Linked DNA regions of Homo sapiens: region 1 is linked to region 2. A link is an interaction called in ENCODE POLR2A ChIA-PET data of the cell type or tissue named here. Cell type or tissue: K562. All regions are shown on one strand. Each heading gives the region's core, and the rest is flanking DNA. Links, peaks and the distances in the headings are about the cores only. Region 1 holds the start of LOC107985081 (a long non-coding RNA gene). Region 2 has its middle 140 kb from the start of LINC02074.

Evidence for each region. Peaks named below come from ENCODE experiments on the same cell type or tissue, not always from the same donor. Only the 100,000 strongest peaks of a DNase experiment are listed, where the experiment ranks them.
Region 1: POLR2A ChIA-PET joins it to region 2 with 5 read pairs; 3 of 35 experiments call an interaction of 5 or more read pairs at or near these places.

The regions. Positions count from the first base shown.
Region 1 is chr17:73,904,130-73,920,643 of GRCh38, reverse strand. It overlaps LOC107985081 (a long non-coding RNA gene), which reads right to left and starts at 8,520. Exons shown (of 3, transcript XR_001752999.1): 1 at 8,409-8,520; 2 at 7,421-7,491. RefSeq lists a silencer at 9,607-9,807 and an enhancer at 13,833-14,334. In K562, for the core only: no CTCF peak of the experiment used is centred there; no DNase peak of the experiment used is centred there.
Region 2 is chr17:73,967,271-73,983,784 of GRCh38, reverse strand. No RefSeq gene overlaps it. Among named protein-coding and RNA genes, the nearest start is that of LINC02074, 140 kb to the left of the region's middle. RefSeq lists enhancers at 8,738-9,435, 9,436-10,135. In K562, for the core only: no CTCF peak of the experiment used is centred there; a DNase peak (open chromatin) is centred at 6,894; H3K27me3 peaks cover 4,042 bases.

The DNA of each region.
Region 1 (16,514 bases), core at 3,369-11,368, 63 kb after region 2:
GGTGAATCGTAATTTGTTTACTTACCAGTTGATGGGCATATTGGTTGTTTCCAGTATGGGACAATTATGAATAAAGTCATTCTAAACATTCATGTAAGGGTTTTGTTTGGATATATGAATTGATTCCTCTTGGGTAAATATGTGTGAGGGAGATTTTCTGGTTATCTCGTGCGTTCGTTCCCAAAAGCTGCCATAACAAATGACCACAAACTTGGTGCTTCAAACGACTGCAGTGTATTCTCTCACAGTTCTGGGAAGCCAGATGTTCAAAATCAAGGCATCAGCTTGGCTGCAGTACCTCAGAGGCTCTAAGAGGAGAATCTGTTCCATGACTCTCTCCCACCTGTGGGTGGCTGTGGTCGAACTTTGATGTTCCTTGACTTGCAGCTGCGTAATTTCAATCTCTGCCTCCATCTCCACATGGCCTTCTCCCTGTGCATCTGTCTCTGTCCCAGACTCCCTCTGCGTGTCTTTCTCCTTTTTTTTTTTTTTTTTTTTGGTGAGACAGGGTCTCACTCTGTTGCTGAGGCTCGAATGTAGTGGTGCAATCACGGCTGACTGCAGCCTTGACCTCCTGGGCTCAAGTGATCCTCCTGCCTTAGCCTCCTGAGTAGCTGGGACCACCATGCCGGGCTAATTTTTGTATTTTTTTGTAGAGATCGGGTCCCACTATGTTGCCCAGGCTAGTCTCAAACTCCTGGGGTCAAGTGATCAGCCCACTTTGTCCTCCCAAAGTGCTGGGATTACAGGCATGAGCCACCACACCCGGGCCCTCTACCTCTCTCTTATGACGATACATGTGATTGAACTTAGGGCCCACTGGGATAATCCAGAATTAACTATTTTCAAGGTCCTTAACTTAATTACATCTCTTGCCATATAAGATCATACTCACCCATTTGCCGTATAAGGTCATATTCACAGGTTCTGGGGATTAGCATGTGGACATATCCTTTTAGGGGGCCATTTTTCAGCCTACCACATACAGTCAGCATATGTTTAACTTTATAAGAAAATGCCAAACTGTTTTCCAAAGTGGCTGTACCATTTTTCATTCCCACTAGCAGTGTATACGGATTCCAGTGGCTCCACATCCCTGCCAGCATTTGGTATTGTCAAAGTTTTATTTTTGTTTTGTTTTTTAGCCATTCTAATAGGTATGCATGGATATCTAATTGGCTTTTAAGTTACATTTCTCTAGTATTAATGATTTTGAGCATATTTTTATGTGCTTATTTGCCATATGTATATAAGTATTAGTCCATTTTCATGCGGCTGATAAAGACATACTTGAGCCTGGGAAGAAAAGAGGTTTTAATGGACTTATAGTTCCACGTGGCTTGGGAAGCCTCACAATCATGGCAGAAGGCAAGGAGGAGCAAGTAACGTCTTACATGGATGGCAGCAGGCAGAGAGAGCTTGTTCAGGGAAACTCCCCTTTTTAAAACCATCAGATCTCATGAGACTTATTCACTAGCACAAGAAAGACCTACCCCCATGATTCAGTTACCTCTCACCAGGTCCCTGTCACAACACAAGGGAATTCAAGATGAGATTTGGGTGAGGACACAGGCAAACCATATCAGTATATCTTTTTTCATGAAATATATGTTCAAATCTTTTAACAAGTTTAAAACGTTTTTAAAATTAGGTTATTTTCTTATAATTGAGTTCTGAGAGATCAAAATGTATTCTGGTTACAGTCTTATCAGACATGTATTTTTCAAATATTTTCTCTTCCTATATGGCTCGTTCCTTTTATGTTTTAAACATGCCTTTCCAAAAGGCAGAATTTTGAGATTTTAATGAAATCTAATTTGTTAATTTTTTTCATTGTGGTTTGTGCTTTTTGTTTTCTTTCCAAAATAAAAACAAGTTTACAAAGATTTTCTCCTATGTGTTCTTCTAGAGGTTTATCATTTTAGAGCTCACATTGTCTATGATCCATTTCAAATTATTTTTTGTATATTGTGTAAGGTATGTGTCAAAGACTTTGTTTTGCACATAGATGTCAAATTATTCTAGTACTATTTGGTGAAAAATAATCCATACTCCATTGAATTACCTCGGCACTTTTGTTGAAAATCAGTTAACCATATTTTTATGGCCCTGTTTCTGGATATGTTTTCATTATTACCACACTGTCTTTATTAGTGTAGATATATAGTATGTTTTGAAATCAAATAATATAAGCCTCCAAATTTGTTCTTTTTCAGAATTGTTTCGGCAATTCTAGTTCCTTTACTTTTCTAAATGAATTTTTTAAATAAGCTTGTTGACTTTTATAAAGAAGTCTGCTGAGTTTTGATTGTAGCAAATTTATAGATCAATTTTGGGGAAATTTACATCTTGACACATCCTATATATCATCATGTATTTATTTAGATCTTTGATTCTCCTATCCGTGCTTTGTAGTTTTCAGCATATAAATCTTATACATGTATTTTATTGGTTTTGGTAATATTGTAAGTGGTACTTTAAAAAACTTTCAAAATTTCATTTTTTTTCTTTTCTCTTTTTTTTCTTTTTCTTTTTATTTTTGAGACAGGGTTACCCACTGTCACCCAGGCTGGACCAACCTTGCATTCCCACGATAAACTCCTAACTTGGTCATGATGTACTGTCATTTCATATACTGCTGAATTTATTTTTTAAATATTTTGTTAAGGATTTTTTGCACCTTTCTTCATTAAGGGTATTGGTCTGTGTTTATAGTTTTCTGTGTATTTTTTTTGTAATGTGTTTGGTTTTAGTATCAGTGTGATACTGTTCTCATCTTAAGTTAGGAGGTGTTCACTTCCTTTCTGTTTTCTGGAAGTGTTGATGTAGTGTTTACATTATTTCTTCATTAAATGTTGGAAAAACTTGCCATGGAGCACATGAAGCCATCTGGGCATACAGTTTTCTTTGTGGGAAGGTTTTTGACTACATACAGTGTGCAGTTTTTAATTATAAATTTAATATCTTTAATATATGTAGGACTATTCAACTTATCTATTGCTTTTTGAATAAGCTTTGATAGTTTCTATATTTGAGGAAAAGTGTCCATTTAATCTAAGTCACTAAATGTATTGGCATATAGTTGTCTATAGTATTTTCTTTATATCCGTTCAGTATTTGTAGGCTCTGGAGTGATAGCTCTCCTCTTTTTTCCCATCATTGGTAATTTCTGTCTTTCCCTTTTGATTTCTTATCAGTCTGACTAGAGGTTTATCAATTTGATTGACCTTTACAGAAAGCCAGTATTTCATTTTGTTAATTTTTATCAATTTTTTCTTTCAATTTTATTGGTTTCTGCTCTTATCTTTATTATTTCTTTCCTTGTGCTTTCTTTGGATTTAAATTGCTCTTCCTTTTATAGGTTTTTAAAGCCAAAACTTAGGTAATTGATCAGAGACACTTATTTTTTTCTAATACAGGTATATAATGTTATAAATTTCCCCAAACACTCTATTAGCTGCATCACACAAATTCTAATATGTTGCCTTTATTTTTACTCAGTTCAAACATATTTTAAAATTTCCCTGTGTCTTCCTCTTCAACTCACTAGAAGTGTATTATTTCATTTCAAATATTTGTTGAGTGCTCATATATCTGTCTCTTAGTGATTTCTAATTGAGTTGTGGTTAGAAAACATACTTTGTATAATTTCGGTGTTTTAAAATGTGTTTTGTGGCAAGAATATGGTCTATTCTATGGAATGATCCACATGCACTTGAAAAGAATGTGTCACGGGCTGTTGTTGATTGGGTTGTTCTATAAAATGTCAGAGTAAATTGGTCGATAATGTCATTCAGGTCTTCTATGTCCTTACTGATTTTCTGTTTACTAATTCAATCAATTAATAAGAGAGGAATGTTGACATTCTAACTCTATTCGTGGATGTATTTACTTATTTTCAGCTCTGACAGTAATTGCTTTATATGTTGTGAAGCACTGCTGTTAGGTGCATATACCTTTAAATTATTTCATTTTGATGAATTGATCCTTAATCATTATGCAATGCCCCTCTTTAATTTCGGTCATATTTCCTGATCTGAAGTCTACCTTTACTACTTTTAATGTAGCTACTCTAGTTATTTCAATTAATATTTGCATGGTTTGCATGAGTGTATCCTTTTCCATCATTTTACTTTTAACCAGTTATGTCTTTATATTAAAATTCTGTTTCTTGGATATAGCACATAGTTGAGTCTTGCTTTTTTATGCAGTCTGACAATCTTTGTCTTTTAATTGGGACATTTTAATTATTTAAATTTAGTGTTATAACTGATATGGTTTTATTTAATTTTCCTATACTGCTAAATATTTTCTATTTAGTCTCATCTCTTCTTTTTTTTCTATTTTTCTGCCTGATTTGTGACTAATTTTTATGATTCAATTTTATCTCCATTATTGGCTTATTATACTTTTTTAAGAAAAGTCTGAGCCAGGTGTGGTGGCTCATGCCTGTAATCCTAGCGCTTTGGGAGACTGAGGGAGGAGGATCACTTAAAGCCAGGAGCTTAGAGACCAGCCTGTGCAACATAGTGAGACCCCATATCAACAAAAAATAAAAATAAATAAAACTATCAGTTGTTGTCCCAGAGTTTTTAACATGTTTAATATATCACAGTCTACCTTCAAATAGTTTTATACTAAGTCACTATATTATATAAGAACTATATACTTTCAATTTCTTCCACCTATGCTTGTGCTATCGATGATACACATTTTATTTTCCACATTATAAACCCCAAAATATCTCCAAAATATAACTTTTTTTTGCTTAACAAGACAACTATTTTTAGAGTAACTAAAAATGAGAAAATAATATTTTTGTATTTACCTTTATTTTTACCATTTTTGAAGGTGTTTTTTTTTGGTATAGTTTCTGTGTGGTATCATATTCTCTGGGCCTCAAGAACTTCCTTTAACAGTACAGACCTGTTAGTAATAAATTCTTTTGGCCTTTGTCTGTAAAAGTCTTCAGTTTTTCTTGATTTTTGAAAATCATTTTCACTGGGACTCCAATTATATATATATTAGGCCATTGTGTATGTCTTTAGCTCATATATATTCTAATCCAGTTCTCTCCCCTTTCCTTTTTCTTTTTCAGTTTGTGTAATTTCTATTGACATATTTTGCTGTCTTGGGTGTACTAATGAGCCCATCAAAGGAAATTTTTTTCTCTGATTTTGTCTTTTTTCTTGTTTCTTGTATTCCCAGTTTACTCTTTCTTACAATTTCTTTCTCTTAGCTGAAATTCTACATCCATTCATGCATGCCGCCCACTTTTTCACTAGCTCCTTTAGCACTTTAATCATAATTATTTTAAAGTACTTGTCTGATAGTTCTAACATGAAGATCATATCTGAGTCTTATTTTTTTGGTTGTTTTATCTCTTTTAAATAATTTGCGTTTTCTTGCCCTTTTTTAATGTCTCATAATTTTTGATTGAATGTCAAATATCACACTAAAACTGGTTAGCAAAAGATAGATCATATGCATGCCTGGAAGTGGGCATGCTTCTTGTTTTGGGTCATTAGGTGGAGGGGTGAGTCATGCTAGCTACAGGTTGAGCTGGATTTGGATTTTGCTGTTGCTATGGTTACCATTATTGGACCGCAGGCTTCCAGGTTTCCGATCAGTGTGCTGCTGTTGCCTATATTTAGGGTCAAGGCTGGCGTGCTGGAGGGTTTTCACAGTGTGAGTGGTCCACCCTCAACTCACCCAGTCTTTCAATGCCTGTGTCACAAAGTAGATCTCTCTCCATGCTTTGTCCTTCCCCAGCAGTAGACTGCTGTTTCTGGGTACTCCCTGATAGGCTTGTGGAGGGGGCAGGAAGGTTCTCTGTTGCCTTGTCCAGCTTTAGTCTCAGGGAGACTCTGTGTACCTGAGCTTTGGGGGTAAAGCCTTTCCAGCACTGTTGCCCCATGTGGTCTCTTCCTTCAGTAGTCAAACTGCTTTGGTGGGTCTTAGACAGGCGTTTCCTGCTCTTCCTCCAGTGGTAAGAGACGTCTACTTAATATCAACATGGGCCCTTGAGCCCAAGACAGTTACCTGCTCATCACCCAGCATTGGAGTTTTTGTTACATCTTTTCATTAACCACGTTGTGTCTTTGCCTGGGTGCAAGAGGCTTTGCTCTCCCTCTTCAAGTGATTTATGGCTTTTGCTTTGTAGGAGAGAAGGGTCTGGACAGGGTGTTGCACCTGCTCTCTCCACCCCTATAGCCACTGATCACTAACTTTGTGCCCAGTGGGCAAAAGGGTTTGCACTTCCTCCTCTAGTGGTTTAAGGCTTTTGCTTCATATGAGAGGAAGCTCTAGGGAAATGGCAGAGTTTTCTGTCTCCTTCACGGTGGCAGCTGATCACCTTCTGCTGGTCTGCGCTGCAAATGGTGGCTCTCTCAGGTGTCCTGCCGGCCCAAATCTTTCTCAGAGCACCCGTCAGAGGCTCGTGGGAAATATCCTGTGAGTAAACAGGAATTCCTGTTTTAGCAGATGCTTGCATCTATTTCAGACTGATACACTAGTGCACACGGGGCCTTCAGCGGTTCTTTAAAATTGTAGCTGACTCTCCTTGCCACTTAGGCTGCAGAACCTCCTCCTCCCTTGTTCTGCCACGAGGGAGGTAGGTCATTCATGCATCTCTTCTCTCCTTGGAGGGCCTTGCTCCTTTGTGGATTCCAGGCTACTTAGTTACCTTGTGACTTCATCTCTCTGATGGGTCCAGGAAGAGTTGGTATTCTGTAATTTATCCAGCTTTTTCTTGATAGGAGGAGAGCAACTTTTTTTTTTTTTTTTTGGCAACTTTCTACAAACTAAGAAGAAGAAGTAGAAAGTAGAAGTGCCAAACATTTTTTCAAGGCACCAATCCTCCCATCCAGGAATAGCATCAGATACCACCAGAGCTTCCTGGATATAAAAATGTGTGTCTTACAAAAATATTTTGAAAGTTCTCAGCTATTATCTTTTTGAATACTATCTTTTTCTCATTTTCTTGTATCATCTCCTTCTGGAATTTTGATTAAACATATGCTAGACCTTCTCATTCTCTTTTTCCTTTTTTTAAATTCTGTCTTCCTGGAGTCCTAACAGGATAATTTCTGGGGACCTTTGACTTTGGGCCACCATATTTCTTAGAATTTTGTAAGTATTCTGTAAGTCATGTGGAAGCAGAGTTTCCCAGAGGGGATTTGCATTGGTTTCTGCCATGGTCTACCAAACTAGGACAACTTGTTTAATTTCCCCCTTGAGGTTTTTTGGACTACAGGTAGCTAAAATGATGACCATAGACCCTTGTGAAGATTGGCTCATGATTACACAGTCTCAAGTAAGTTTGTTTTCCTCCCTCCCCAAATGCCAAGGTTGAACAAGTCAAGCAAGTTTCCCCTTCACCTTTTTCTACGTGGCAGGTGTATTGCCTGCTCATCCTTACCTGATGAATACTCTCTGTGGTCCCAGATTGATGTGTGCTTCTATTAGATTGAGGATATTTCTCTTGTTGCCCTGTTTTAGACAACCATCAAAACAGAAGTCTGAGGCCAGGACAGTGGCCACGTCTGTAATCCTAGCACTTTGAGAGGCTGAGGAGGGTGGATTGCTTGAGCCCAGGAGTTCATGACCAGCCTGGGCAACACAGTGAAACCCATCTCTAAAAAAAAATACAAAATTAGCCAGGCATGGTGGTGTGTACCTGTAATCCTAGCACTTTGGGAGGCCAAGATGGGTGGATTGCTTGAGCCCAGGAGTTCAAGATCAGCCGGGAAAACATAGCAAAACCCTATCTCTACAAAAAATAGAAAAATTAGCTGAGCATAGTGGCAGGCAGTCAGCTTCTGTCCCAGCCACTTAGGAGACTGAGGTGGGAGGATCACTTGAGCCTGGGAGGTGGAGGTTGCAATGAGCCAAAATCACACCACTGAACGCCAGCCTGGGCAATAGAGTGAGACTCTGAAGACAGGAAGGAAGGAAGGAAGGGGAAGGGAGGAAGGAAAGAAAGAAGGAAAGGAAAGGAGAAGAGAAGAGAAAGAGAAAGAAAGAGAAGGAAGGAATGAAAGGGAAGGGAGGAAAGAAAGAGAAAGAAAAGTGAAAGAAAGAAAAAGAAAGAGAAAGGAAAGAAAGAAAAGGAAAGAAAGGAAGGAGAGAGGAAGGAAGGGAGGAAGGAAAGGGAGGAAGGGAAGAAGGAAAGAGGGAGGGAGGGAAGAAAGGGAGAGAGGGAGGGAGGGAGGAATTGAAGCCAAGTTCTCCAAGTTTCAGTAGAAATTCTCAGGGTAAAAGTTGGCTTGGCTACTTTCTGTTCCACTTTGGGGGTTCTGTGGAGCCCTTCCTCATGTGCCACATGGGCATTTCCAAAGTGGTATTTAAAAAAATTTCCCCCAATAATTTTAGTTGTTTCAAAAGGAATGTGAAAGTATCTAACTCACCATACTGCTGGAATGGAAGCCTATGCGTTAGTATTTCCCGGTGTGTGGCGTGACATGTTGGCGTCACACATTAGTCATCTCCCTCATCCCAGTCCTGAGCAAAGGAGCATAGTCACAGAGGAGCAGCTTGATGGGAGGGGTCCACTCTCATCTGTTATGTAAGAGGTGGGGGGTGGGGCAGGACTGTTTATGGGATGAGGGTGTTTCAATCATCAACATTTAATGTTTGCATATTACATGTGACTTTTGATGTGGCATGGAGGAAGGTGGCATGTGTCAGGGGCTATTGAAGACATCTAGAGTGAATGATGACAAGCACAGGACCCAGCACAGAATAACCATTGATTTATTGAGCATCTACTATGCATCAGATATTCTTCTGGCTCCTGAGGATATACTGGGGTTTTGAGACAAACAAGATCCACAGTTGGGGCTAATGGGAGCTTCCACGTCTGTGGCACCTGAATTAGGCAATCCGTTTTGTGAGTATAGTAAGATTGATTCTGTGTTTAATGCTTGCTGCACTCTCCTATGAGGACTGTGCTCTTCCAAGCTTGTCTGATAGCTGGAGATACTGAATCCTGATGGAGATAAGCACACTACCTAGGACTACACAATAATTGCAGAGTGTAGATACCCCAGATGAGTCTTTTCAGTATCAGAAGGTGGGGCACACCCTGGGATGAGGAGTGGGGAGCAATCCAAGTAATTTTCTCTGACAAATAGCATGTCCCTGGCCTGGACCATTTTCTCCTGGGCTGGATGGACTTGCTGCCAGGCATCTTAAAGGTGCTGTTTAGCCTTTGACAGTCTGATGATGCCAACATCAGTGAGAAACGATGGTGCAGAAAACCTAAAACAAAACAGCCACTTTGTTTAGTTGAAGAGGTTTGAATATAGTAACAAATCCTGATTGTTTGCCAAGTTTTTTTTTCACAGATGTTTCATTTTAGAACAGTTTTAGGTTTACAGAATTATCCCAAGGATCGTACAGAGAGTTCCTTTTTCCTCACTCTGCTTCCTCTATTATTTCCCTATTATTAACACCTTAAATGAGTACGGTACATTTGTCACAAATAATGAACCAATATTAATACATTATTATTAACCAAAGTCTATACTTTATTCTGATTTCTGTAGTTTTTTTTTTTTTCTGTTCCAGGATCCCATCCAGGAAACCACATTGCACTTGGTAGTCACGTCTCCCTGGCCTCCTCCTGCCTATGAGTCAGGCTTTTTTGAGGGGGTTTGATGACCTTGACAGTTTTGGGGCATGCTGGTCAGTTATTTTGTAGAACGTTCCTCAGTTGGGGTTTGTCTGATGTTTTTCCTATAATCAGATTGGGTATGTTTTGGAGGGGAAGACCACAGAGGTAAAGTGATCTTCCCCTCCAAAACATATCACCCAAGTTAATCACAGGATCATAATCTTCTTATCACATCCTATCAAGGGTGCATACAGGTAGTCATGCTGGGTTTCTACCCTGGAAAACTTCTCTTTTCTTTCTGCCTTTCCATACTATACTCTTGAAAGAAGATCACTATGCACAGCCCACACTTAAGGAGTGAAGAGCTGTTCTCTACTCCATAAGGGTGGAGTAACAAAGTCAATGATTTGAAATTCTTCAGCATGTGAGATTTGTGTCTTGTATCCACTTATTTATACCCTTCAGACAGACTGGTAGCGAAGCTAACTGTCCCCCATCTCTCTGCCCTCTCCCACCTCCTGGTTACCCTTAGTACCAGTGTTCTTTGTTCTCTGGGGCTGCAGCTGGGCCCAGACAAGCATGGTTGACTCAAGCCCATAGTCACTGTCACTTCTGTGATGACAGCCGTGATATGCCCTCAGATGCTCAGGAAGCCAGATTCTTGTCATCAAATCAGGGGACAACGAGCAGATGAGCTAATGAGTTGGGAAACAAGGCAACATTCCACTGCTGAAGTGAAGTGCCCTGGTGTTGAAATAATGGGCAAATTGAGGTCTGTGGTCCCAACTCCCTTCCCTGGATGGGGCGTCTGATGAACTGGAGGCCCTTTTGTTTGCCCAGCATCCTGATGGGTTGCAAATGTGGGCATAAAAGCTGGAGTGTAGTCAAATTGTTCAACACATAGGAGTTGAGGCAATTGACATTTCCAGAGCAGAGACCACTGGGACAGCTGCTGAGTGGAGAAAGGGGCCTGACACATGGGATTTGGAGAACAGAATGTCCAGTGTGGATGTTTTCGTTCTTGTGTCTTCAAGACAACCCCATTCTCTCCTCTCTAGAGAAGTCCAGGCTGATGATTAAAGTTGTCTGGGGAGCAGGAAAGACTCGAAGATGTGCCAGGTTCTGTGTCCAGGTGGAGGTGCGGAGACAGATAGCACATATGAACACTGGCAGCAGAGAATGCACCAATGGCTGCTATTTGGGCTGTGGGAATGATAATCACCCCTATAGCTGTAGAGTCTTCCACTTTTCTACCCACTGTGACAATGATCTTCCCAGGATTCTAAGTCAACCCGGTGAGGTAAGCAGGGGAGACAGTGCAGATGAGGAGATTGGGGCACAGAGAAGCTGCTGCCTGCCCAGAGTCACTGGTCACTGTTGTCTGGACACCCTATTCACTGCCCCTTTCCTTCTTCTACACCACAACCATCTATCCCCCTTTTTTTGGCCCCTGAGAAAGAGCCCAATTGCTTATTGCGCAGGGAACAGCAACTTTCAAGTTGGAAAATTCTGCTCAAGTCCAGGGCTCTAAAGAACATGCCCAACAAGGCAATCCACTTAAAATGCAAATTCCACTGACATTAATAAGCAATATATATACACATGCATTTACACATGCAAATGAGCAGCACGGAGCGCAGGACTTCCCTCCATTACACTCTGCACGGGATAACTACGTTCAAGACATTTCATCAGAGTGGAGCTGAGAGGCTGTCTCCCACCTCCCCTCCTCAGGCTCGGTCCTTCTGAGGTACACCTGGCTCTGCAGAAGCCAGAGCACCGCCCAAGTTCAAGGCTCCCTCTTAAGCTGGCTGGTGTGGCATAAGTCAGGCCACCTCTCTAAGCCTCAGTTGCTTGTCTTGCTGATCTTTCCCTACCTACCTGCTGAAACCTCTCTCAACCTTCAAGGTCCAGACGGATCTTCCAGAAACTCCTTAGTCATCATTGCAGCCCACACCTGAAGTCAGAACACCTGCTCTCATTCAGCCATCTTGGACTCACTGTTTAGCACTGACCCCATCATTGCCAAAACAGACCCTTCTCTGGAAAACCTCTACGTTCCTAACACCATCAAGCTTTCCCTTCAAAGGGTTTGAGATTCCTGGCAGGCAGAGAATATTTGGGGACTTTGCCTTTGGTATCCGCAGCCTAGGGACAGGGGTGAACAAAATCGATTCTCATAGGAAGGTGAGAGATGCTGATTATACTCAGGTGCACAGATATTCATCTGGAACATCAGGACATGCCCTTGTTTGTCCAACCATTTAAAGTTTCAGTAACACCTATCTCCATTCTCTTACTGTCACGACTTTTGTGGGGTCCTTTTGAATGGAAATCTTTCTAAATTACTCACACATTCGGCTGCCTTCCTAAGAGATGCTTGGCTCCAAGGTGCTTGTGATAAACATCGTTTGTTAGAGGTCTGTGTGACAACGTGGATGCTCTTGGGACCAGCAGGGTTCACAGCTCTCTCAGCCCCTACTCTCAATGATCCCATTTAGTTTTTTAATAAACTTCCCTAGACCTTTTAGGAAGAGGGGATGAGGAAGGCAATAGAATAATTACTACTATCTCATTTGTGAATAAATAAGTGTATGTATAAAAATGGCCAGAATTATACACACCAATATTATAGAAGTTATCTCTTGATGATGGTTCACAAGCTTTTTCTGTATACCAATAATTATTTTTCTTAAGTGGGAGGATCACCTGAGCCCAGGGAGGCTGAGGCTGCAGTGAGCTATGATCACACCACTGCACTTCAACCTTGGTGACAGAGCGAGACCTTGTCTTGAAGATAAATATTTTTCTACCACATGCATTTGAATGTTGGCATGGCATTTCATTATATGGATGTACCATAAGTTGCAGAACTTGTTTCCCAGTTGCTTTTCTCTGCTATAAATAATGCTCTGATAAACCTTGTACACGCATCTCTGTACACATTTAGAATAATTTCTAGATGTGGAACTGCTGGATCAAAGGGCATGCATATGGAAAGCTTTTTATACCTGATTTCAAATCACCCTCTAGCACTCTTGTACTGTTACTTCCACAGGGGTGTTTGCGGTTTCAGCCTCTAACAGCTAATGTCCCACCTCTCTTGCCCCATTGTGAGTCTGGTAGGAGGGTGTGTCCCCTGGCCCTGTGGCACCGTTTTTCTCTCTCCTTTCAGTACCTGCACTTCTATGTGCACAGCCGACTCCCAATAAATATTTGTGGCTTATTGAATGAGAGCTCCATCTCCCCAGCCCCAGCCCACCTCCTGGCACTCCCGGTGCAAGCCTGTCCTCCTCCTCCAACAGAGGCAGATAATAGATGACTACGAGCCCGCCTCAGCCTCGGCCTCCATGTGGTGATGAGGGGCAGGATAAATGCGAAGCGAATGGCAATATTTCCTGAAAGCAGGAAAAGGCAGAATCTATCACTCCACACCAGAGTCCCTGTAGCCTGCGAAGGCGCTGTCAGTGACAGAGTGCTGAGGAGGAGCATGGGGTCCAGGCTGGGGGCTGGGGCTGGGGCCACGGAGGGGGCAGGCAGCAGGACCAGGATGCCAAGGGGCAGGCTCAGTCCCCATCTCTGAGCAGGAAGGAGATTTGCAACCACCTGAGGTAAAACTAAAAATGAGAAGTTTCTGTGCAATCAGTTCCTGGCTCACCACATTCAGAGGCAGGTGTGGGTGGAGGACATGGGAGAAAAAAGGAGGGGAGGCAGACAGCCCTGTTAGATGAAGACCAAGGGCAAATTCACACCTCTGGGGCTTGCTCTGGTGTTTTATTTAACTCCTCCCTCCTCCCTTGCCCACTACCCACCATCCTTTCATCCTCAGGCCCCCCGTCGCCGGGACCCCAGGTGAGATTGGGAGGCTGGCTGGATACTGCTGATCTCCAACTAATCACAGCTGGAGATGGCTTGCCTTCCCGTGGGGGCCATTCCTGCAGCGGAAAGACTGGGCTTCTTTATCCCCAGGCTGCAGTGACCAGCACCGACTCAGAACTTGGACTCTGGCAGCAAGGCTTCCAAAGCTTTGGGGAGGGGACACCTCCAATCCCTTCTGACTGCTGCAGGTCCTGAGCTGGTCTTTGTAGGAGACTGATTGCGTTTGTGGCCTTGCGAATGGCTTCCCTCTATCCAGGCCCTGAAGTCATGACCTCCCACACTCCCCAGGAGGTTGCTTTGGTCCATGGTCGTAACTTTGACTCAAGCACAACTTGAAAAAGTGCTTGTGCATTTCCACCACACACCTATGCTCCCACTATGAGAACATGCCTAGGCGAGCCTGCTAGAGTGATGCGAGAGGCACCTGAAGGGGAGCCAAGGCGTCAAAGCCCAGATCCTGGGCCAGCCCACCATGGGCCAGCTCACGAGCTGATCACAAACGCCTTAGTAATTCCACATGAGATCAGTCGAACCCAGTCCAGTTGTCCTGTAGACGCATGATCAATAATAAATGCTTGTTTTAAGCCACTGAGACTTGGGATGTTTGGCATACAGCAATAGCTAACTGATACATCTCCCTTACTTATACATTAAAAGCCATTCCAGAGATCAGCCTGAAAGCAGTCAGCCTGGGCCCTAGAATCTGTGTAACTAGAGGGGGGCAGGGGTTCACACTATGTCTCTGATGCCCAACTTTCCATTTATGAAATGAGCCTGGAGTTGTCCTATGAAGACCCAGGAAAGTAAAGCAGGAACTGAGAGTTGCTAAAATCCTTTTCAATTCTACCTATTCCCCGTGTTTCAGATTTGATTGGTTTTCATTAAATTGCTCATCATAAAGATAACAAACCAAGTAAGAGTATAGAAAAACATTCCACTTCACTGCACCACTGCCTCCTACCACCTCCCCTGCTTGTCCCCACTCTGATCTCATTCCCTAGAGGTCACCATCATTAACAATTTGCTGTGGAACCTGCCAGATCATTTTCAATGCACACACATACAAACTGTAGATATAGTTATTTATTTTACAAAAATAGAATAATAAAATAGTGTTCGGAGACCTTCCTCTATTACTTAAAGGACCTCTGACAAGTCTCTCTCATTCTTTTTAATAGCTGTATAGTATTCCAGGGTATGTACATGCTATTTATTTATTTATTTTTGAGATAGGGTCTTACTCTGTCATCCAGGCTGGTGTGCAGTAGCATGATCACAGTTCACTGCAGCCTCAACCTCCTGGGTTCAAGCAATCCTCCCACCTCAGCCTTCCAAGTAGCTGAGCCTACAAGTGTGCACCACCACACCTGGCTGATTTTTTTTTTTTTTTTGATAGAGAAGGTCTCACTACATTGTCCAGGCTGATCTCAAACTCCTGGGCTTAAAGTGATCCTCTTGCCTTGGCTTCTCAAAGTGCTGGGATTACAGGTGTGAGCCACCATGCCTGGCCTGGATGTGCTGTACTTTAACTACATCCCTCATAGACACTTAGACTGGCTCGAATTTTGTTAGTATAACTGAAAGGAACTTCTTTGTATGTAACATCTTTGTGCATATATGGTGATACTGATATTTCTGTGGGGTACATGCCTAGCAGTGGAACTGGTCAAGGTTCATGCCCACCCTTCATGTTTAATGCATATTGCCAAACTCGTCTCTGAAAAGAGTGGACAGCCTGAGAATGTCTCTCTCCCCACACCCTCACCAACCCTGGCTGGTATCAATCTTGTAAACTTTTTGCCAATCTGATGGGGAAAGAATAATACCTTGTCTGAAATTATGTTTTATTACAAATGAGATAGAAATAGTTTTAGTTATTTATTGGCAATATGCATGTATTTTTTGGTGAACTGCCTGTTGGTATAATTTGACTGTTTTCTCTGTCAGCTTGTGATTGCTTTCTTATTGAATATGGCACGGCTTTATATATTATGGCTATAAACTCTTTTGTCATATCTATCCCAAATTTTCCTAAATTCATCATGGGTCTAGCTCTTCGACAATCCCATTAAAAACCCAGAACTATGGGTCTTAATTCATTCTCCAGGCATTTACTGTCTCTTTGTTTATTTACTTTATTTTTATTTATTTATTTATTTATTTATTTATTTATTTATTTATTTATTTATTTTGAGATGGAGTCTTGCTATGTTGCCCAGGCTGGAGCGCAATGGTGTGATCTTGGCTCACTGCAACCTCCACCTCCCGGGTTCCAGCGATTCACCCACTCCAGCCTCCCAAATAACTGGGATTACAAGAGACCACCACCACGCCTGGCTAATTTTTGTATTTTTAGTAGGGACGGGGTTATGCCATGTTGGCCAGGCTGGTCTTGAACTCCTGACCTCAGGTGATCTGCCCGCCTCAGCCTCGCAAAGTGCTGGAATTGCAGGCGTGAGCCACCACGCCCAGCATGTCTCTTTGTTGAAACACTGTAGTTGGACGATGGAAACCTTGGAACTATGTGGATAAGGAAGGCATGAGGAACTCACTCTCCCAACTCATTTGCACCCCTACCAGCAGCCCTAGAGGACTTGAATTTCTTTCTGAAATTTGCTCTGGGGCTTTTAGGGTTGGGGGTTATAGCAAACACTTTTCATAACCTCTCTGTCCACCTGTACCTGTAGCCTCAACCTCCTGGGTTCAAGCAATCTTCCCACCTGTACCTGTCTGTGCTGGCAGCCTTCTACCTCAAGCACCTGGGGTTCTCTGATGTTTTGCTTCTGATCATTCCCCAGTGCCTTAAGAGCTTGCACAGCCTGTGCAACCTATGCACTGAGCACCCTAAAGTGCTGGGAATTCAATACTGTGAATTTAATAACCCTCCGCCAAGGCAGGGCAAGTCTGAGGATAAAGGCTTCAGCTCCCCCATCCTTTGGAGGGGGACAGTCTCAAAGCATGTTCTCCATGATTCCTGAGTGGGTCCCCAGCTTCTTGGTATCCCTCTCCAAATAAGCTA
Region 2 (16,514 bases), core at 3,410-11,409:
GTTTAATACACACGTGCGTGCACGTGCTCAGGAGCCCACGAGGCTGAAGTGGACCGCGCCTTCTCAATTTGCCCAATTCATCCCTTTCTTGTCATGATGGCTTCTGGTCACTTGGTGAGCTGCTGCAATCACCTGTGGGCGGGTGGGGGGTGGTGGTGGGGGTGGGGTTGGTTACTGTCCAATTTGCTTCCCCTGGAGGAAAACCCTCTCCTCCACCACAGTGAGCACCCTGCTCGCTGACTGTCCCACGGCTGCCCTTGTGGGCAGGGCTGGGCGAGGGAGCATGTGTGGCTCAGGGAAAACCCATCCCCACTCCTGGTAGCACTTGAGATTTTAGTCAAAGTAAAATCTTTATGTCCCCCCATGGAGGGACATAAAGAGCAGTGGAGTCGCCTCACTTTCTCTGCCTCCTGTTTTCTTCTGTCAATCTGGCAGCCTCAGGACAGGTGCGCCTCTGTAACCAGCTGGGGACGTAGGTGCTGGTCCTCTGAGTCCAGAGCTGTTTCTCCCTCCCGAAGCTGGCTTCGTGTTCTAGAGAGGCTGGAGCCACTGAGGCTGGGACTCAGGCACGTGATCGTACTAGAGGTATTTTTAGCTTTCTCATTAACCGAGTGCTTTCAAATTAGCCTTGTATTAACCTCAAAGGAAAATGAAAGTGTTTTTTTCTCTTCCCAGAGTAAGTCTCTAATGCAGAATATCAAGGTTTCCATGATTAACGTTTCATGCGCCTTGAAGCTCTAATAAAGTTGGATTCGCTAATATCTAACTTGATGGAATAATTGGCTCATGATCTTTGCAATGGTGAGAGGGAAGCTGCCATGCGTGGGAAGTGGTCTTTCCCTTCTCATCTCACACATCTTTTGTTTCTGCCTCCCCATCCTCTCCACACCCTCATTTCAGAAGAGTCTAAGGGACCAACGCTCGGTGCCTGATCTCTGGAAAGCATTGCCTGTTCTGAGTGGATGATTCCAGACTGACACTCAGCCACCTCCTTTCTTGGAAGCCAGGAAACCAGGGTCACAGAGGAGGGCTCTTGACTTTGGCGATGTCCCTTAAAGTGGGCTTATTTCTCTGCATCCAGGGTTCAGGCTGGAGAGGGGAGTAAATAGTCTTGCAATTTCTGAGCAGTCCCAGGTATCAAGTCTGACGAGGTGAATCCAATTTCCACTCCCCCACCGGAGAGGCAGGCTTGATCTGTCTGGCCAGGATTACCTGTGAGCAGTGTCTTTGTCTCAGGAACAGCAAAGATGGGCTTTTTGGAGGGGTTGTGGTAGACCAGACCCTCAGAGGAGATTGTAGCTGGGAGTGGGTACCTGTCCCAGACAGAGTGAGCTGCTGAGACCATCTGTTCCCCCAGGTCACTGGAGGAAATGGGAGGGTTGCTTCCGAAGGACTCCAGTCACGGTTTTGATCCTTTGCTGACTGGTCTCTCCTGTCTCTGGGCCCCAGGGTGACTCCTCTCTGCCCTCCCCTTGCTCCCTCTTCTCCTTGAGTCCTCACCATTGCTTGCCTCTATCATCCCTACTTTGTCTCCTCCCTCTCTCCCTTCATTTGTGGGTCTGTGCTTTCTAGAGTTATAGCAAAGAAGGGCTCTAGGCTTCTCAACCGGAGGCCTCCTAGGGAGACAATTTGCTTCTCATCAGCATTTTGCTCCCTATGTGAGCAGCTCTGAGGAAGAAGTTTTTTGTCTTGTGTGTGGGTGTACTGCTTGGTCCCAGAGCTCCGTCTCACAAGTGGGACAGCGGGGGCTGCGGGGAGGGAGGTTTCCTCTCTGGGGATTCCCACTCAACCTCCCTTGCCATCCCAGCAGCCTCTGCCCTCCCCAAGTGGCTCACTTACTCTGCTCTAGATGTGGCCAGGTTCCTGGAGGCATAAGAAAAGACAGCAGGCCCATGATTTAAATGACTAAAGCGAAGATCCCAGAGCCAGGCATGCATGGATGACCTACATAGGCCTACACTCCTGCACCATGTATCCAATGGCCTCCTACCTGTCTCTACCTGAAGGCCCCTGCCACTCCAAAATCAACATATCCAAAAGCAAACTCAGGTCGGGCTCAGTGGCTCACACCTGTAATCCCAGCACTTTGGGAGGCTGAGACAGGTGGATCACCTGAGGTTAGGAGTTCAAGACCAGCCTGGCCAACATGGCAAAGCCCTGTCTCTACTAAAAATACAAAAAATTAGCAGGGTGTGGTGGTTCATGCCCTTAGTCTCAGCTACTTGGGAGGCTGAGACAGGCGGATCACCTGAGGTTAGGAGTTCAAGACCAGCCTGGCCAACATGGCAAAGCCCTGTCTCTACTAAAAATAAAAAAATTAGCAGGGTGTGGTGGTTCATGCCCGTAGTCTCAGCTACTTGGGAGGCTGAGACAGGAGAATCGCTTGAACCCAAAAGGTGGAGGTTGCAGTGAGCCAAGATTGCACCATTGCACTCCAGCCTGGGTGACACAGTGAGACTCTGTCTCAAAAAAAAAAAAAAAAAAAAAAAGCAAACTCATCACTTCCCTGTCAGACTCCTTCCTCCTTCTGTGTTTCTTACCCAGCTCATAGTGTCACCCTCGACCCTGTCCCCAAGTCAAATCTGGGGGTCATCCTAGGTCCCTCCACATACTTCCAAGTCATGTCAACACCCCTCAGATAGGCCCTGTTGTCCTCTGTCCCCATTACTCCTGCAGTAACTCCAGACCTTGCTACCTCTTCCTCAATTTGTCTTTCCGCTAAAAAATCCTTTTTCTGCAGTAGAGTGCTTGTTCTAAAATGTGCTTCCCCCTTGCTGGTATCTTTCAGTGGCTCCCAGTTACCTCTGGCCAAAGCCCACACCCCATGGGCAACTTGGAAATTCCCTAGGAGAGGGACCCACTGGTTTCTCCTACCTTCTCCCCAGTTGCTCTCCCTCCCTACAAATCTGTATTCATCCAGACCCATCAGCTGCACATCCCTTGACGTTTCACACTCTTGGGCTTTGTACACAATGCTGCCTCTGCCCGGAAGGCTCTTTCCTCCTGGCCCATTCAGTGAACTCCTATTCATCCTGCAAAACTTCCTCAAATGTAGCCCTCTCTGGGATGCTATTGCAGCTGAGAGGTTCTCCATGATGCCTAATGGAATCCCTGCATGTCACCATCTCATGTCCCCTAGATCTCACAGGTGTTTACACTAAGGCCTTACAGAAATGTGAGCTCAGGAGAAATGTTCCCTGGCTCTTTTGCATTCTGAGGTGCAGTTACGAGGGTGTGTCATCCTTCCAGGCTTTGCAGACATAGCCAGAGTTGTAGCTGCCCAAAGTCATATCGGTGTCTTCATTCTCCTCCTTTCTCCTCATTATCCTTCCCTCCATTTTTTTTGTTTTTTGTTTTTTTGAGACGGAGTCATCCTCTGTCACCCAGGGCTGGAGTGCAGTGGCGTGATCTTGGCTCACTGCAGCCTCTGCTTCCTGGGTTCCAGTGATTCTCCCGCCTCAGTCTCCTGGGAAGCTGGGATTACAGGTGCATGCCACCACAGCTGGCTAATTTTTGTATTTTTAGTAGAGACGGGGTTTCGCCATGTTTGCCAGGCTGGTTCCCACCTGTCTTCTATTCTGTTTATTGCAACTTTCCTTTGAGGAGAGTGAAGTCCTCACTAGGGTGTTGCTCTTGGAGGCTGGATTTGCTTTTCTAAACCAGAGCCTCCTACGGTCTTTCCCCTCTGCTGCTTCATATTCCTTGACCTCATCCTCTTCCTCCTTCTCCCCACTGGCAGAGGCATTGCCTTCTCATCTCCACGGCCTGCAGGCTCTTGTGTCTGGGAGAAGGAGCATCAACCTGTAACTACAGAACTGCCGTCACGGTCCACATCGGTACTGCGTGGCTGCTCGCAGCCCTGGGTCCCTCCAGCACTCATTAGTACCTGCACCAGAGCTAGATGGGGAAGGAGGAGGGATGGGATTCATTGGAGTCCTTGTTAGGAGGAATTCAGGCCAAAAGTTTGGAGAAGAGGAGGCTGGTCCTACTGGGCACGGCAAGGTGGGTGGATTTTCTGTTTCTCATCTGCCCATTGTCCCCCGTCCCCGCTTGGCTTCCTGCCCCTGTTCTCTATCATTAGCCTGCTTGGGAAAGGCAGCAGCACAGGTGAGGTTCATTTTGAAAAAGCCTCATACATTAAAATCTAGTCTTAAAGTCAGGTGGGGGGTAATTAGTCATATTTCAAAAGAATTCTTATGTTTCAAAGGGCTTCGTGGCAGGGAGCCTGTAATTGCCCACTCCCTGGAGTATGGACATCCGTGAGGACAGCCAGGCCACGTTGCACCCGCTGCGTTTGCCAGGTCTCACCAGCTTATTTTCCTTCCTGTGAGTTACAGAATTGTCTTTTTGTTTTAATTAACTTTTTTGTAATCAAGCCTTGGGGGAGGAGCCTGGGTTGATTTTCCTCATTTCACAGATGTAGAAAACTGAGGTTACAGTTGCACAGCCAGAAGCACAGAGAAACAGGATCCAAGGAGGGGCAGAAATGCTCATTCCACCCAAGAGCTGTCAACCTTTTCCTCCTTAGTGAGAGAATCTCTGTTATATTTGGGGAGGTAATGGAACCAGCTATAAAAGACCATATTTTCTGGCTTTCTAAGCAATGAAGTGTGGCTGTGGGAATAAATTCCAGCCTTGGGATGAGAAAGGCCATGCTCCATGGGACTTTGGGGCAGGCGGCTCAGCTAGGAGGGAGCACTGCCTTCAGATGCTCTTCCCACTCCCTCCCTCCCTGCTACCTGGAAGGTGATGGCTGGAGCTCCCGCAGCCATTTTGGACCAAGTCAGGGCCTTGGAAATGGAAGCTCAGCCCTAGGGTGGCAGAAGCAGAAAGACAGAGGGATACTGAGTTCTGATAACCCCAGAATTGCCTTACTAGCCTGAGACCACTTACCTCTGCACTTGTTCTGTATAAGAGAAGAAAGAAGTTGCCATCTTGGTTAAGCCACTGTTAGTTTGGGTTTTGTGTTGCATGTGGCTGACCCTAATTCTTGCTAATAAATTAAGTTTCCTGACTCTTATCTTCAAGACTACGTCATGCCCACAGCCTGGAGGCAGATGGGACAGAGCTGGTTTGCCCAGTCTGTGTTTACAACCCGCTTATAACTTTCCCAAAATCTAGTGTTTTTCGCCCTCTACTCCAGCTTTTCCTGTGGGCCTATGGACGTAAGTGATCTGGTAGCATCAAGGGGGTGTTACAGGAATGGGGTCCAGATTCTGACCCCAAGAGAGGGTTCTTGATCTCATGCAAGAAAGAATTCAGGGCGAGTCCCATAGAGTAAAGTAAAGGCAAGTTTATTAAGAAAGTGCAGGAATAAAAGATTGGCTGCTCCATAGAGCAGCCCTGAGGGCTGCTGGTTGCCCATTTTTATGGTTATTTCTTGAGAATATGCTAAACGAGGAGTGGATTATTTATACCTCCCCTTTTTAGACCATATAGGGTAACTTCCTGATGTTGTCAGGGCATTTGTAAAGTGTCATGGTGCTGGAGGGAGTGTAGCACTGAGGATGACCAGAGGTCACTCTCATTGCCATTTTGGTTTTGGTGGGTTTTTGTGGGGCTTCTTTACTGTCACCTGTTTTATCAGCAAAGTCTTTATGACCTGTATCTTGTGCCGACCTCCTATCTCATCTTGTGATTAGAATGCCTTAACCTCCTGGGAATGCAGCCCAATAGGGCTCAGCTTCATTTTACCCAGCTCCTATTCAAGATGGAGTTGCTCTGGTTCAAACGCCTCTGACAGGAGGACTCCTGAAAAGGGAGATAAAAGACTCTCCTGGGGCCACACCACTTAGCTGGAAGCACTAAGGGACCCCAAACCTCATGTCAGCATGTGCAGTGCCACAGAGGTGAAGCCCACTGCCCTTTTGTAGTCAGCTCTCTCTGTGGCCATGCGCACTCATTCAGGCTCCTCCCTCCTCTCCCTCTTGGCTGGGATCCCCGTTTGCTCCCACTACTTTTCAGCTAGTGCCCTTCCCTTAGCAGGTGAATACCCAGAGGGTGGGCACAAGAATCCGCACTGTGTCTTCCGTCTTACACAGGCATGTCTGACACACGTCACTTTGGCGCTCATGAGGTCCGCTGAGTCTGTGTAGCTTGGTGTGGGTTTTAGCCTATGCCAGATCTCCACTTCTCCTTCCTGTTCTCATCCCCACAGTGTAACTTTGGGCAACTCTCTTTGCATTTTTGGACCTCGCTATTTGCCCACCATAAAATAAATGAGTTGGATTGATCTCTAAGACCTTTCCCAGCTTTTAATCCCCAAGATGGCCAAGGTGGAATGAGCTCAGACAGAGAAAGTCACCAGCACCTAGTCTCCAGCCAGGACTCCGACCTGCCAAGCTGCCTCCTGGCTCCCATATCAGTGCTGGCAGGAGGCAGGCAGGTGGGGGGTTTCTTCCCCACTCTAAAGCCTTCCTTGGGTCCCTGCCAGGTGACATCTCTCACGGGAGCTCAAGTGGAGAGGAGAAGGGGTTGTGCCAGCTGGCTCTCCTCCTCACCTCCCATTACCCAGGTCCTCCAGGGCAGGAAAGCCATGGAAGGGGTGCTTTTAAAACTTAAGGATCTTCCTGAGCTCTTTAGCTGGCAAATGGTGTTAACAGTCCTCCCAGGGCCCTGGAGAGAGAGATTTGAAGGCCGCATTCATTAGCAGAAGCCGCATTAGCGGAGGTGGCCGCCGTGGCTGTGGCTCCGAGCAGGTCTTTGCGAGCGTCCTGATTTCCTGGCCTTCCTGGACAGACTTCTCAACACATTTCAGCATCGATATTTGCGGGCTTAACTTGCCGTGTGGGCCCTGATGAAGTAGCTTGCGGTTTTTAATCTATTCATTCTTTTCACATTAGCTGGGTGTTCCATCTCCTGTTCTGCCAACTCTTCCCTTCAGCCGGTGGTTATCTCAGCTTCCAGCAGTGGGTGGATGGGACTCCTCCCACTCCGAGGGCAGTGAAGCATCCACTGGGAAGCTGTCCTGGCGTCCCCTTCATGGGACATTAGTAAAAGCAGCGACCCAAGTTCTCAGAGTCCTGGATGCCGGCCAGGGGCCTGTTTTGTAGAAAATGACTGATCTTAGTTCCAAGATTCAGTGGATAGTATTTGAGTGAGATACAAGTTCCACCCCAACCCCAGGTCCTGTTGTCCCTGCTCCATCTCCCTAGGATACTGTCTATAGACTCCTTTCGATACTGACTGATGCTTTCCCTAATCCTGAAAAATTCCTAGAGGAGACTCCGCTGTATTTCTTAGAAATGCTTTTTTGTCAGGTCTCAGGACTCCTCAAAGAGAAGAACTTTTTTTTTTTCTTTATAAAATCATACAGCTAGAAGAGCCCCTAGGGATTATCTGGTGTAACCCCCTCCTTTTACAGATGAAAAAACTGAGGCTCAGAGAGGTGATGAGTCAGAGACCCAAATTTGCACAGTTTTCTCAGAGGCTAGGGCTCCTGACTCCCAGGCCACCACCGTTCTTTGACTCCTGATTAGCTCCAGGCAGCTCAAGGCCTGGCTGGAAGCACCAGGCCCTGTTGCATGCTCTAGGCCTCTGATAAAACCAACTCTCTTGAAATTGTTACTACTGTTGGGGCTCTAAGAATTCTCAGAGATTTCATCTAAGAATTTTCCTTTCCAGACTTGACCTTTAAGGATTCATCCTGCTAAGAAATTCTTCCATGGGGATCCTAGGGGGGGCTTGGATACATGCAAGCAAAGGGCCTGGGACTTCTGTGAATGCCTGGCGATCTATGCTTGTGCTTTGTGAGACAGCTGACCTCAGGGTGGGAGTGAAACCATCACTTCGTTGGGTGGGCTCACAGAAGACCTCTTGGGAAGGACAGGGACAGAGGAGAGTTTGGCAGGGGATTGGGAGGCTGCTCTCCCAGATGGCTGCCCGCTGGTATCATACCTCAGTCCTGGGAAGAGGTATTCCTGGACCAAACTGAGGGTCGGGCTGCTATTTCTCATGGCCCAATAACGAGATGCAGATGAACTGGGGAGGAAGAGAGTTTTTATTTCTGCAACTGGTGACAGGGAAAAGACCTGGAAAATATTGCCAGACGAACTCAAAATTACAAAGTTTTCTAGAGCTTACATACTTTCTAAGCTATGTATCTAAGTATAAGTGTACATTCATCTAAAGACATAAGTTGGGCTGGGTGCGGTGGCTCACGCCTGTAATCCCAGCACTTTGGGAAGCCGAGGCGGGCGGATCACGAGGTCAGGAGATCGAAACCATCCTGGCTAACGCGGTGAAACCCCCCCATCTCTCCAAAAAAAAAAAATTAGGCGTTGTGGCGGGTGCCTGTAGTTCCAGCTACTTGGGAGGCTAAGGCAGGAGAATGGCATGAACCCGGGAGGCGGAGGTTGAAGTGAGCTGAGATCGTGCCACTGTACTCCAGCCTGGGTGACAGAGCAAGACTCCGTCTCAAAAAAAAAAAAAGAAAAAAAAAAAAAAGACGTAAGTTGGCTGGGTGCAGTGGTTCATGCCTGCAGTACTTTGGGAGGCCGAGGCAGGCAGATCACCTGAGATCAGGAGTTCGAGACCAGCCTGGCCAACCTGGTAAAACCCCTGTCTCTACTAAAAATACAAAAATTAGCCACACATGGTGGCAGGCACCTGTAATCTTAGCTACTCAGGAGGCTGAGGCAGGAGAATTGCTTGAACCCAGGAGGCAGAGGTTGCAGTGAGCTGAGATCACACCATTGCACTCCAGCCTGGGTGATGATAAGAGCGAAACTTCATCTCAGGAAAAAAAAAAAAAAAAAAAAAGAAAAGACATAAGCGATTAACTTATTTTAATCTATACCTAAGGCCTGAGTCCTGAAGACCTTCCTCTGAAGCCTCAGTAAATTTACTTGATCTAAAATGGGTCCAGGTGCTGGGGTGATTACCCTTATCTTGTCTCGGGCTAAGTCACAGTGGTTTGGCAAGTTTCTTCAGACCCCCAGTAAAACTTGTTTAATCCTAAATGGGTCCTGTTAAGAATTCCTTTGTTATCTTGTCATGCTTTAAGGCCCAGGAAAGGCCTAGGCAAAACTCCTGGTGGGCCTTTGTTACATTCCAGCCTTTGTGTAAGGGTGCTGGCTTTTAATATTTAGCTTAGCCACTCAGTCAGTACTGAAACAGTTGTTATGGAAGCCTGCATCTGTGAGACCTGCCTGCCACAGAAGGACTAGAGTGGAAAGGAAGGGTGTTTGTCATACAAGACCCCCTGCCTGGTGCTGGGGATGCAATGGGATGCTTCCTGCACTCACCAGAACCGTCTGTGGGCCAAAGGGACATGGGATGGATGGGAGAGGGGATTGTCCCCTTGTCCCACCTGACCGCATTAGCAAAGGGGCTTCAGCCAGGTGGCATTGGCATTGTGAGGCTCTGGGGGCCATCAGTAGACAGGGCATGGGTGGCCCTAGGTGGCAATGGCAGCTGGTTTGTCTCAGCCAGATGGCCCCAGAAGCAGTTGTCTGGGGAGGTGATCCCAGGAAGCACTGATAAGGGACTAGGAAATGAGCGTGGAAGGGGAGCAGCTGGCTCTGGGTGTGTTCCAGGCCCACATCCTGCACCTGGATCCCTTCACAGGCCTCAGGGCCAGGTGCACCACATCATTCCAAATCATCCCTCCTGAGGGGTGAGGAGCTGAGATGTTTTAACATCCATAGGGGTTAATTCTCTGGCAGATCCGGCTTCCCCAGATGTGGGCTGTGAACATGCTCCTGGCTCCTGTGAAAGCTCCCAGACTGAGTCATGGGTGTTTGCAGTCAGAAGCCACGGGCGTTGGAACCGTCAAGGCCAAGGCTGAGTAGCTGGGGCACCGACAGTGTCTACTACAGGGGTGGTCCCCTGCCCGGAACTCCATGAGAGATGAAGGCGGCCCAAGCCGACAGGAGAGGGAGAGCAAATAGCGCAGGGCAGCTCCAGAGGCCTGGGGGGGGGCGGGACCCAGGCCAGGATGGGGAGAGCGAGGCACTTGCCTGCAGCCACGTTTAAAAGGGGCAGCCAAATACTCAGGAGTCAAGACCATCACACATAGTCGAAGCAGAGAAAATCTGTGATGAGCAAACTGTCTGCTGTCCACATGTGAAATAAAGACAGGATCTGGCCGGGCTGGGACTAGGGTGTGGGTTGTCCAAGTACAGGGACAAGGCCTGTCTTTAGTCCACATTTGGATATTTTGTTCGTTGTGGATAGTTTTTATTTCATGTTGGTTTCCTAAGAATGCCGCAATAAATATTATCTTGTTTAGTGAGTTTCTGGGGTCCCCCTAAATTTTCTGCCTGGACTGAGGGCCGGACTTGCTTCACTCTAGTCCGGGCCCTGTCGCACCCCTGAGGACTTCCCCCAAAGCTGGGAAGGCTGTGTCAGGGACAGAGCTGGGGCGATTGGAGCCAGGGCGCTGGGTGTGTGCACTCTTCTCTATGCTCCAAACCCTGCTGGCTCCCAAGGGTGAAGCAAATACAATCAGTCCCTGCTGGGAGGAACATGGCTGAATCTCAGAGCTGGAAGGACTAGGAGGTCACCTGGCCCAACTTTTCTCCTAATGCAGGAGGCCCCTCTGCAGCACTCTGGAGGGGAGAAGTGTCTGTTTCAGCCCACTGTGCACAGACAGGCTCTACTGTGTGGGGAATTTGTCTTCTCCGGTGATTGAAGCAGTGAACAATGTCTTCCTTGTCATTGCAGTAGACACCTCGTGGCTTCTCTGACATTGCTTATGGGCATGCTGGGGGCTGTTTAAGACCCTAACCTCTGTCTGCCCTGGGATTCAGGAGAGGTCCAGCCAGGAGGAGACGTGCGGGAGGAATGCAGGAGGCTTATGGGCAAAATAAACAGACCAACCCATCCTGAGAAAAGGAGTCGGAGTGTAGAGTTGGTTCTTGGGCACAGGTGCAGGGCCCGAGGGGAGGGGTCACTTAGTATGGTGGGGAGTGTTTTTTACGTTGTTGCCGTCTCTCTGTCCTGGGGTGTGGAGAAGGTAATGACAGACACAGGAACACACCAGCTGTTCTGGGAACTTCTGTCAGGCAAGGATACAAATACAGAAGCTCATATTGCTCTGTGGCCCACGTACCAGCATGTAATGCAAGGGTGATGGGGTACAGCTGGTGTCTGAGGACGACAGGGCAAAGTTCCAGAGAAGGCAGAGCACCTGGATGGCAAGGTAGAGCAGCTGCAGCCAGACCAGGAGCCACCGGCGAGTGACATGGGACTAGTGTACAGGGGACACCTCCCTTGTACCTGCATGAGCTTGAGGTCTCCCCTCTCCTCCCCTCCCCTGTCCTGCCCTTCCTTCCCCTCCTCTTTCCTTCTCAACTGATGAAACTCCGTTTTCACTCCTGTGTTGGTGTGACCTGGAGAAATATATGAGAAGTTTTCCAAACTGCTGTTGGGGAACGAAATGGAACCCATGAACCCATGAACCCAAAGTGCAGAAAGGGTGTGGTCAGGGGCTATGCTGACTGTCGCAGATGCGGGAGCAGCCCCAGAGCTTCAAAGGAGTGCAAGTTGCAGTGATCATCAGCGCGGTGGCCCCCGCTGTGGGCACGTGGCAGGACACACTCCCCAGCCCTGGAAGTAGGCACGGCTGTGTCTACTCTGTGAGCCAATGTGAGTCACTGCATCCCCTTACCCTGGCTGAGACAGCGTCTCTCGTAGCCATTGAAGTCACTGCAATGAGCAGAGCATCCATGAGCAAGATCATCATGGCATTTACTTAGCTTTTGGGGTTTCTTGTGGTCTGTTTTCACAGCACAGGGTGGCCTATCCTGAGGAGCATAGGAGGATAGGATCCACTTCTACTCGGCACTCATTGGTGCATCATTGTCCAGATGGGGACCCCATGCTATAGATTAGGGTCTTGGTTGCCACTCAGGCATCCATGCTGGGGGTGATGCTCACAGTTTTCCAAAAACAAATGCAAAGACACAGTGGGTTCAACTACCGCCTCCAGGCTGAGACATAAAACCGCCACTCAGATGTAAATCTCCCAGGTTTACCCTTGTATCCAGCTTTAGGCTCAGCTAAAAAAGAAAGTAATTAGTCTTTCTTGATTTCTTCCAACTCAATGGCAAAAAAAAAAAAAAATTCTAGTAAATAAATCTCTGGAACTGGAGAGGCAAAAGAACAAGCTGCATTGTTTACCCCCTCCATGCACTACAACTAATGATAGCAACAAAGAACTCGACTGACTTAGAAATTCTTTGTGATCCTTTAATACCACAGAAAAATAAGCCTGAGACAAGGATGGGGAAGTTGTAGGCACCCATGTGCGCAGGAGTGTGGCTGAATGCCTATTGTGTACCCTCAAGAGCTCTGTGGCATCTTCACAGTAGCAAAGATGATATGCAGACTCACTTGAAGCCAGCTTGATGGACATTGCAGGAGGAGTGTGGAATGACAGGTCACTATCTGGTCACCCACGCTGCACTTGCTGTTTCTTGCAAAGCGGAAATGTGATACTAGTTGAAAGCAGAGGCACAATTTGAAATTTCTTTTTCATTTTCAAGACTCTAGATTCATGGTGGAGTTGATACCTGTCTGTAAATACCCATGAATCTGGGGTTCAAAGGCCACCTGTCTGAGAGTCTGGAGCTGCCGTGGAAGGAAATGTGGAGTTGGATGTGAAAATACTTGTTCTTAGAATTGTTTGGTAGACTTCTGGATGGGCAGTGGCGAGGAGGGTAGCAAGATTTATGAATGGACAGATGGCTGAGAACTCAGTGTTCAAGAGAGAAGGAAAGCCGGGTGCAGTGGCTCATGCCTGTAATCCCAGCACTTTGGGAGGCCAAGGTGGGCAGATCACTTGAGGTCAGGAGTTTGAGACCAGCCTGGCCAACATGGTGAAACCCCATCTCTACTAAAAATACAAAAATTGCCAGGACTGGTGGCATGCCTGTAGTCCCAGTTACTCAGAAGGCTGAGGGAGGAGAATCACCTGAACCCGGGAGGTGGAGGTTGCAGTGAGCCGAGATCGTGCCATTGCACTCCAGCCTGGGCACCAGAGTGACACGCCGTCTCAAAAAAAAAGGAAACTCAGAGATGCAGAAATACCCAACAGATAGGGATGGGAGTGGTGACAGGGAATGCTTAAAAAACAACAGGAGATTATGAAGCAGGACATGTTCTTGGTGGCTACAGAGCATCAGGGACATGAAGACCCGAGACGGTGATGGCTGGAGGCAGATCAGTTAAGTAGGCATGAGACGAGGGAGCAGACCCCTTTGGGGGTGATCTCCAGGCTGAGCACAGACTGTTGGAGAGACAGCAGAGGCTGCATCAGGAGGGAGAGGACGTCTCCTACCCAGGCAAAAGAGACACCCTGCAGGAGCTAGAGCCAGAGAGGAGCCCAAGCAGGTGACGTGGGATGAGAGGACGGAACAGAGGGGCACCAGGAGAGGACTATCTCAAACTCGGGCAAAACATCTCATACCCTCTCTAAAGAGATGGCTCCCACTCAGGGATGACAATGAAGCGTGTCTGCAGTGATGGTGGGGGTGCATGGTGGAGGGAGACTGCTCAGTAGGCATCTATATGACACACACACAGTAGGCACTAAATAAATGCCTGTGGAAACTGATGAATACATTGCAGTAGACACAGTCGTACCAGTTTTGCGCTAGGAGCTGTTGCGTAACGGCAGCTATTCTAGAGAGTTATGGCTGTGATGAAATCAGCTGGGCTGCTGAGCGGCTCAGGAGAGTGAGGGCTGGTAGGTTTGGGACTTGGAGTTTACAATGAAGAGGAAGTGAACTAAACTAGCAGTGACCGCTGTGGCCATCTCTGAACATGAAAATGAGCAGCAGGAAAGGAGTGGGGCAGGGTGAAGCCTCCTCACAAAGACACACTCTAGGGTTGCACAAAGCGGTGGGTTGACTCCCCAGAAAACACCTCTTCGGGCCAGTGCAGAATAAAGGCAAATTCTGGTAAATATTGACCCTGTGCTCTCTGAAATTCAGGCCACTTCTTGCCACCACTGTGCTAGTGATCTCGGACCAGCAGGGTGGACCGGAAGAGGACTTTCGTGTGACTTTGCCATGTCTTGCTAGTGTAGCTAACATTAATTGAGCACTTAACATGCACCAGACATTGTGTAAGTGCTCTACAGGAATTAACTCTTCTAATCCTATGTGCCAGTAATAATTGCCTCGTTTTTACAGCTGAGTCAACTGAGGCACAGAGAGGCCATGAGCTAACCCATGTAGACCCAGGAACTGAGCACAGGCAGGTGGTACCAAGGCTTGTTTTCAGTCCCTTCCCTGTAGCTGCCTCTTCGAGTGCATGCATGTGTGTGGGTGGCTCTGGTTCCATGGAGGGCACGGCCACTGGACCCTTCAATCTTTGATGCTGCTGTTGCCTCCCTACCCGGCTCTGGAAGGCATGAGAGTATGGACTGTGGAATCGCATTTGCTGGGGTTTGGATCCCAGCTCTGCTTCTTAGGATTTGGGCAACCTCATTTATCTCATCTGTATAATTTGTGCTGTGAGGATTAGAGAAAACACATACATACAGTGTTTTGTATGTCTTGTGATGTGTAGTGGGTCTTCTATGAGAAGCCTGCACTCAGTCAACACTTGTTGTTCCTGTCCTAAGAAACATCCCCTGATGGAATTAACCAGTTCCTGCAGTGTGAGCATCTGCCTCTTCTTACCTTGGTTTTGGATCCTAATAGCATCCTTAGAGCTGATTCTTGGTTATGCCTATTATCAGTGCCTGGGATAGATTTCTCCTTGTTCACCCAGTAACTGACCTTGAATGGCCTCTATGGTCCTGACTCTTGAGTCACTGGCTGAATCAATTTGGTGTGTGCCTTCCAGACAGAGGAGGCCCGTGAGTGATGGCTGGGAGAGGAAGGAGCTCCATGCAGTGGGGCAAGTTCAGGCAGCTTGGTTGTGCTGGGGCATAAATTACAGAGAAGAGAGGCTGGAGGGGGCGCCAGTTTCAAGGAAGCCCTTGTGGTACAGCTTAAGGAGCTTGAGCTTGATCCTGCACTCAATGGAATGGAAGCATTTGAGGGTGTTACATAGGAAGGCAACCTGGTTACATCAGGGAGCTCACTCCAGTACCTGTGCGGAAAATGGGTTGGAGGCAAGCAAGACTGGAAGCCAGGATGCCTGCTAGGAAGTTGCTGCTATTGCCTCGGCATCAGCTGAAGGAGGGGCCCTACAGGATTTGGCCTCATTCAACTTCTTGGGCTCACTTCCTGCCTCCCTGCCTCCTGCTCTCTCTGCTCCTGCCTCATTTTCCCCTTGTCATTCCTCAAATTCAACAAGGATGCTCCTGCTGCAGACATTTGCCCTTACTGCAGCCTCCACCAGACACACTTCTCTAAGGTGTGTGCATGGTCTTCAGGTCTCTGCTCAAATACTATCTTACTGGGAAGGGTTTCTTAAGCACTCTGCAATAAATAACTCCTTGACTCCCTCACTTTCTAGCCTTTGATCCTACTCTATTATTTTCTTTACTTTCTCTCTTTATTTTTAGAGACAGGGTCTCACTCTGTTGCCCAGGCTGGAGTGCAGTGGTGCAATCCTAGCTCACCTGCAGCCTTGAGCTCTTGGGCTCAAGGGATCTTCCTGCCTCAGCTAGGACTATAGGCCTGAGGCACTGCACCTGTCTTCGGCTTCTCTGTTATTTTCTTCCTCAGCACTTATCACTACATGATATTATATTTATCCATTTGTTTATTATCTGTCTCACTGCACTATAATATAAGCTACTCCAGGCAGGGCCAGTGGCTATTTTGTTCACTGCTGTCTTTATACAGGTAGACCCTCAATAAGCATCGAATGAGTGAATGAATCCAAGTGATAACTTAATATGAGGGTGGCTCAACCTAATCTGCAATGAGCAGGGAGGCATTTCAGGGAAGGATTCAGTACTGCCTGTCTGCACTCACTGGCAAACATCTGATTTTTAGTTCTAAGCACTAAAGGCAAGTCTCCTTCATGGGTCCCGGGGACTGGTTCATCATTAGAAATAAATCCCCCATAGCCTTGTGCAGGTAGTTTGTAGGGACAGGCTTGCACAGATAGTTGGGGAGCAGCTGGACTCCTGTGCAGACAGTTTGTGGGTTGTTCCTCCTGCGATGACATTGTTCTTCAGTGGTAAGTAATTAGAGCCTCAGGGCCACCTCTCATTTTGTGGATAAGCACGGCTCCAACACTTTAGGCGAAGTGCCCATGATAAGAAACAGAACATTGCAATGTGCTCGCACAAAGCAAAAAGTCAATAACTGCTTGACATTCTGAGAAGCAGATGTTCACTGGTAGATCCAACACCTTGGAAGGTCTTTTCTCAGTGGGCACTAAAGTGGTTCAACGATGGTTGCCTTTTATGGAAGATAAAATGAATGAAAAGCCCTGGGCAGGTTGGAAGCTTTTGTCCAGTTTTGGGGGCAATGCAATCAGGTTTGCATGAATTTCATCTTAGGACAGGTGAATGCAAACAGCATTAATTCATTAGCCTAAGGAAGTGACGATGGAAGTTATGATGTCACAGGTTTTCTCATCTGGATACTAGATGATTTAAAGGG